Regions from separate parts of the Homo sapiens genome. Here region 1 is linked to region 2. Evidence: chromatin contacts called from ENCODE POLR2A ChIA-PET data. All regions are on one chromosome and are shown on one strand. The core of a region is the stretch at or near the end of the contact, and the rest is flanking DNA. Distances in the headings are between cores, read along the strand shown. Region 1 overlaps GALNT10 (polypeptide N-acetylgalactosaminyltransferase 10). Region 2 has its middle 44 kb from the start of GALNT10.

Evidence for each region. ChIA-PET counts read pairs that join two places held with the same protein, here RNA polymerase II (POLR2A).
Region 1: POLR2A ChIA-PET joins it to region 2 with 12 read pairs in activated CD4-positive, alpha-beta T cell. The contact joins two enhancer-like sites. POLR2A ChIA-PET finds 5 or more read pairs at or near these places in 2 of 52 experiments (WTC11 and activated CD4-positive, alpha-beta T cell).

Annotation. Positions count from the first base shown.
Region 1 is chr5:154,307,374-154,310,275 of GRCh38, forward strand. The region is part of intron 3 of GALNT10 (polypeptide N-acetylgalactosaminyltransferase 10); the gene reads left to right. Among named protein-coding and RNA genes, the nearest start is that of MIR1294, 38 kb to the right of the region's middle. Within about 2 kb of position 1,403, at least 3 of the 41 ENCODE cell types and tissues checked have a DNase peak (open chromatin) inside an H3K27ac peak, as active enhancers do.
Region 2 is chr5:154,144,899-154,147,977 of GRCh38, forward strand. No RefSeq gene overlaps it. Among named protein-coding and RNA genes, the nearest start is that of GALNT10, 44 kb to the right of the region's middle. Within about 2 kb of position 1,658, at least 2 of the 41 ENCODE cell types and tissues checked have a DNase peak (open chromatin) inside an H3K27ac peak, as active enhancers do.

The DNA of each region.
Region 1 (2,902 bases), core at 153-2,652, 160 kb after region 2:
ACTTTGGGAGGCCGAGGTGGGCAGATCACGAGGTCAGGAGATTGAGACCATCCTGGCTAACATGGTGAAACCCCGTCTCTACTAAAAACACAAAAAATTAGCCAGGCGTGGTGGCAGGCGCCTGTAGTCCCAGCTACTCGGGAGGCTGAGGCAGGAGAATGGCGTGAACCCAGGAGGTGGAGCTTGCAGTGAGTCGAGATCGCACCACTGCACTCCAGCCTGGGCGACAGAGTGAGACTCCATCTCAAGAAAAAAAAAAAAAAGAAATAATTCTATACAAATTTTTCCCCAAAATTAAAGAGGACGGGGTACTTTCCAACTCACTGTAAAACCAGCATTATCCTGATACCAAAATCAGACAAAGATATTACAAAAAAAGAATTTTACAGACCAATATCCCTCATGAATGGGTTGGGCAGGTGGTATCATCGTCATTATTCACTTTTCTTCAGGTCAGCAACTAGAAGATCAAAGGATAAAGAGGTGTGCCAAAGTCACACAGGTACACCCTGAGCAGGGTTGTATGTTTAGTGAAAAATAATAACAATAAAGTATGAAAAGAAAAACCTAGAATTCTATACCCAGTGAAAATATCTTCCAAAAAAAAAAAGATACCAGATAGAAATAGAGATCTTTATTCACAAAGAATAAAGATCTCTATTTCTATCTGGTATCTTTTTTTTTTATTATTTCTGTCTGGTATCTTTATTCACAAAGAATAAAGATCACTGCAAATAGTAGCCACGTGGGTAAATATATGCTATTTTTCTTATTGTTTAAATCTTTTAAAAGATAATTGTGGGGTAGAATGTAGTTGGAAAGGGATTTGTTACCATGGTTTGCCAACCATTGCGGCATTCAAAACACCCAGATAAAATGGTGGGGAATCAGAAGGAGGGAGTGGACTGTGAGGGAATAGCATCCTGGGCCTAGCAGAGCTGGTGGCTGAGGTCCTATTCAGGGACCACCCACTTGCCCCCATAATAATGTGGCCTTGGTGATGCTGAGTTTGGCTCGAGGAGTAGAAAACTTGATGTTCATAAATATTCCCATAGCAGAAAGGAAGTCTTCTCGAATGGTGATGTAAGCCTGGGGCAAGAAAGGGCAGGGATGTAACAAGAATTGAGCTTTCCTGCCCCACGTGGCATCACCAGCTGTGCATCCCTGTCGGAGACCCTGAGAACTAGGAGAAGCTGTTGGCAGAGCTGCTGCCTGTGCTCTCGGGCTCCTGCTTTGCATGCCCACCCAACTGACGTATCCAGAGCTAACTAGATCAGGAACTTTATCTACGGTAACTGTGTGTTTGTTATGGGCTCCTTTCTACCCTTCCACCTCCAGTCTGCAGCTCATCTGAAATGCAGCCAGCCCTTACTCAGGCTTATTATGCTAAAATGATCAAGAGATAGTCCCTGTCTTGAAGAGATTTCAAGCATATTAGTCACTTAAAACTGTCTCTGAAAGCCATTTATTCATTCAGCAAATATCTATTGAGTGTCTATTTTGTGTGCTTACTGTATGGCCTAGGTCCTAGGGAATCAGCAATGAGCAAATAGTCAAAATCTCCTTCCCTCCTAGAGCTTACATTCCACTGGGGGTAGGGGTGGGAGAGTCATAATATAAACAAACAAATAAATGGATTGATTTTTTAGATAGCAATAAGTGATGTGGGGAAAAAAGATTAACAGGATAAAGGGTAGAAAAAATAATAAGAATGGGGTAGATTTTATTTCAGGGGTCAGGGAAGTGCTGTCAGATAAGATGGCATATGAACAGAGCTATGAAGTGGTGAGAGGCCTAGCAGGAAAGTTGACCAGGGGAAGAGCACTGCAGGCAGAGGAAACAGCAAATGCAAAGGCCCTGAGACCACTGTGCCTGGCTTGTGGAGGCCAGTGTGGCTGGAGCCTGATGATGTGAATGATGAGAAGTTAGGCTGGAGAGGTGTCTGGGTGGTGGTCGGGTTGTAGTGGGGCTGGAGCTTTTCCCAAAATGACTAAGACGGGATGCCACTGGAAGGTTTTGAACAGAGAGTGACATGATCTGATTTTCATGTTAAAAGGATCACTTTGGTTGCTATTTTAAGAATAGACTGTAGGCAGCCAAGGGTGGAAGCAGGGAGACTAGTTAGGAGTATGTTAACAGCAAGGCAGGGGAGCGTGAGAGTGAGTCAGTCCACAGTAGGAGTAGTGGAGTAGCCATGGCTGAATTCTGGACATACTTGGAAGGTGGAGATGGAGGTGCCAGGATTTACTTACAAGAATGTGGATATGAGAATAAGAGAGAAGCCAAGGATAATGCCAAGGTTTTTGGCCAGAGCAGCTGGGGAGATGGAGTTGCCATCTGCAGGAATGGAGATGACTTTGGGAAGAGCAATTTTGGGGAAAATCACGATTTTGATTGCAGACAAGTTTGCGACACTGTTTCACATCCAAATGTCAATGTCAAGTAGGCAGTTGAATAAATGATCTCATTTGTGTTGTGAAAAATGGAAATAGTGACAAGATTTTTTTCTGAGTTGCTGTGTTTTTATTGTGGTTTTAATTAACTCACCTTCCTAGAATATCAGGAAATGCCTGAGGCATAACAGATAGTAAGCCTAAAAATGACCCAAGACCGGACGTAGTCTGTGGCGTGCAGTGTAATGGAGTTTGTGGTCAGCGTTCAGGTTATGGCGAGAGCGGTACCCATAACCTTCCACCCTTTTTGTTGGGAATGAATGACGGGAGTCTGCACCCGCCCCCACCCCATGGTGCAGAGTGGCTTGTCAGACCCTCCATAGAATAGAGACAGGCTTCAAAGACTATTTAGTACTTATTAGCAGTTTTTACCCTTTTTATCATGATTCATGTGGTAGAGCAAGCTCGCCTGACACCTTTATAATGGAGTACTTCAGTATAAGATTAGT
Region 2 (3,079 bases), core at 408-2,907:
GAGCCACCCAGCCTGACCCATTTGGGCTTCTTGATGAGCTGAATCCCTCTCTATTTTTAGATTTCACCTTAATATGCTGCCATTAATTTTTGCCATCCCTCAAATAAGGGCAGGCGGCATCTTTCCCTTCAAATGTCTTTTTTTTTTTTTTTTTTTTTTGAGACAGGGTCTCACTGTGTCACCCAGACTGGGGTGCAGTGGTGCGATCTCAGCTCACTGCAACCTCCACCTTCCAGGTTCAAGTGATTCTTGTGCCTCAGCTTCCCAAGGAGCTGGGATTACAGATGCACACCACAACACCCAGCTAACCCTTCAGATGTCTTAAAAGACTGGTCCCTCCGCATCACCAAGTACAGCATGGAGTGAGGAGAGGGCATGTTCTTGGGCTGTATGGAGGACTTGGTTAGGAACAGCACTGTGGCTGTTCAGTGCACTTTCTCTCCCTCTCTCACCATCTCTCACACACACATGCACATGCCCGGGTACACACTTACACATATTTGTTCTCACAATGGGTTAACCCCTCCACCACTTATGCGTGACTGCAGTCCTAAACCAGAATAGTAAAGTGGTTCATGGTTCAGGCTCTGATTCACCCAGTGCAGGGCGGGTATCCCCAGCTCTGTCGTCTCCTAGCTGGGCAGCTTTGGGCAAGGTCCTTAACTCTTCCATGAGCTTCCAGTTCCTCATCTGTAAAAGGGGAAAATATTAAAAGTACCTATATGATAAGGTTGTTAGTGAGGAAGTGCTTTTTAAATAGAAGCCATTGTTACTACAATTACCATTACTATAAGTATTATTCCCATGAGAAGGTAGGCTCTGTAAAGACGAGGTCACTATCAATGCCTTGTTCACCCCTCTATCCCCATCTCCTGACATATAATCAGTGCTCAATAAATATGTGGAGAATTAATTAATGACTGTACTTTTGGGAGGCATGGCTTATCTACCTCCCCCATCCCTATGTGATTTCAAGCTACCTCCTCTGGGCTCCCACAGCGTCTGGATACAATAAATATCAAAAGAGTTTCCTATGTGCCAGGCACTGAGATAGGGCCTGCTGGACATTGATTTTCTTGCCTCTGCTCCATGCCACCCGCCCCACCCCCAGTTGTGTGAATCCCACAAGGAGAAAGACTAAGAGTTATAAGTCAGAATAAGTGCTCGGCAAGTTTTGTTTTTTTTTAAGTAGGTAATAGAGCAGTTTATTCTACATGTGAGGAAACTCAACACATTTGTCCAGAGCTGGAGGGGAGTTCTGGTCCCCAGGAGGCCAGAATAATACTGTCTCTGCCCCCACGGCACTGTCCCCTGCCTTGCTGATGATTCGGCACAGAAGGGTCCACGAACACCAGCAGGTAATGGGTGAATGTAGCCAGGGGAGAAGAGAATTGAATTCCACAGTCACCTGCCTAGTCACATGAGAAGATTACCTTTGCCATTATGAATTGCTTTTCATTAAAACAGGGCCTCTTCATAGGTAGTCTTTGAAATGTCAATTTTAATTAAAACCCTAATCCTAATAAGCACATCATAGATTAAACCCAGCCAGAGCAGATTCCTGCTGGGTGAACTTCTCACATGCTTCAGTAGACAAAATTATCTTTAGTAAAAGGGCATGTTCAGGAACATCAAATCTATCAGGCAGCCTCACTCAAAGAAGGGCCTTGGCCATGGTCCCCAACATTACTGACTCTAGGTTTCCAGTGACACATCCCAGAGTGGAGACAGCTGGGTGCCAGTTTCAGGTCAGCTGCTAGTATGGAGCTGGTACTTAACCAAATAGAATCAGAGAATTGCCAGTATTAGAAGGGGCTCTGAGACTGTCTGTCTCATATCCTTTTACAGATAGAGACATTGAGTCCTAGAGAGAGAAAGGGACAGAAACCTGCTGGTAGCAGGAGCAGATCTCCTATACCTCCCAGCTCAGTGACATCCCCACCCTGGTTTTGTCAAATAGGAGCTGCGTATCCCTGGGCAAATCTGTTTCCTTTCTTTTCTTTCTTTCTTTTTTTTTTTTTTTTTTTTTTTGAGATGGAGTCTCACTCTGCCGTCCAGGCTAGAGTGCAGTGGAACGATCTCAGCTTCACTGCAACCTCTGCCTCCCAGGTTCAAGCGAATCTCCTGCCTCAGCCTCCCAAGTAGTGGGATTACAGACACCCACCACCATGCCCAGCTAATTTTTTTGTATTTTTAGTAAAGACGGGGTTTCACCATATTGGCCAGGCTGGTTTTGAACTCCTTACCTCAAGTGATCTGCCTGTCTCAGCCTCCCAAAGTGCTAGGATTACAGGCATGAGCCACAGCGCCCAGCCTGTTTCCTTTCTGAACTTCAAATTCCTTACATATAAAATCAAATAATTTAGACCAGAACAGTAGTTCTCCACCATGACCACACATTAAAATCATCTGGAGAGCTGTAAGAAATGCCAGTGTCTGGACCCACCTGAGACCAATTCTTCATAGTCTCTAGGGTGGACCTGCTCATGAGTGGTTTATAAAGCTCTTCAGGTGATTCTGAGTTGTGTCCAGACTGAGAACCAGGAGACTAGATAATCACTACGTCTCCTTTGCTCTAACAGTTTTTTGTTTGTTTGCTTGTTTGTTTGTTTCTGAGACAAAGTCTGGCTCTATAACCCAGCCCGGAGTGCAGTGGCACAATCTCGGCTTACTGCAACCTCTGCCTCCTGGATTCAAGCCATCCTGCCACCTCAGCCTCCAAAGTAGCTGGGACTACAGGTGTGCACTAACATGCCTGGCTAATTTTTGTATTTTTTTGTAGAGATGGGGATTTCACCACATTCCCCAGGCTGGTCTAGAACTCATGAGCTCAAGCAATCTGCCTGCCTTGGCCTCCCAAAATGCTGGGATTACAGGCGTGAGCCACTGTGCCTGGCCATTGCTCTAACATTTTATGAGTTGAGAACTCCTCTTCCTGGAACCCTCTGTGCATCATACACTCCCACTACTTCCCACTTACCCCCAACTCCCATGTACACTTACCCCACAATTTATTTGAGCAGTTCCTCAAAGTTCTTGCTTAAATATCCCTCATTACACTGAGTGAGGGAGACATTAC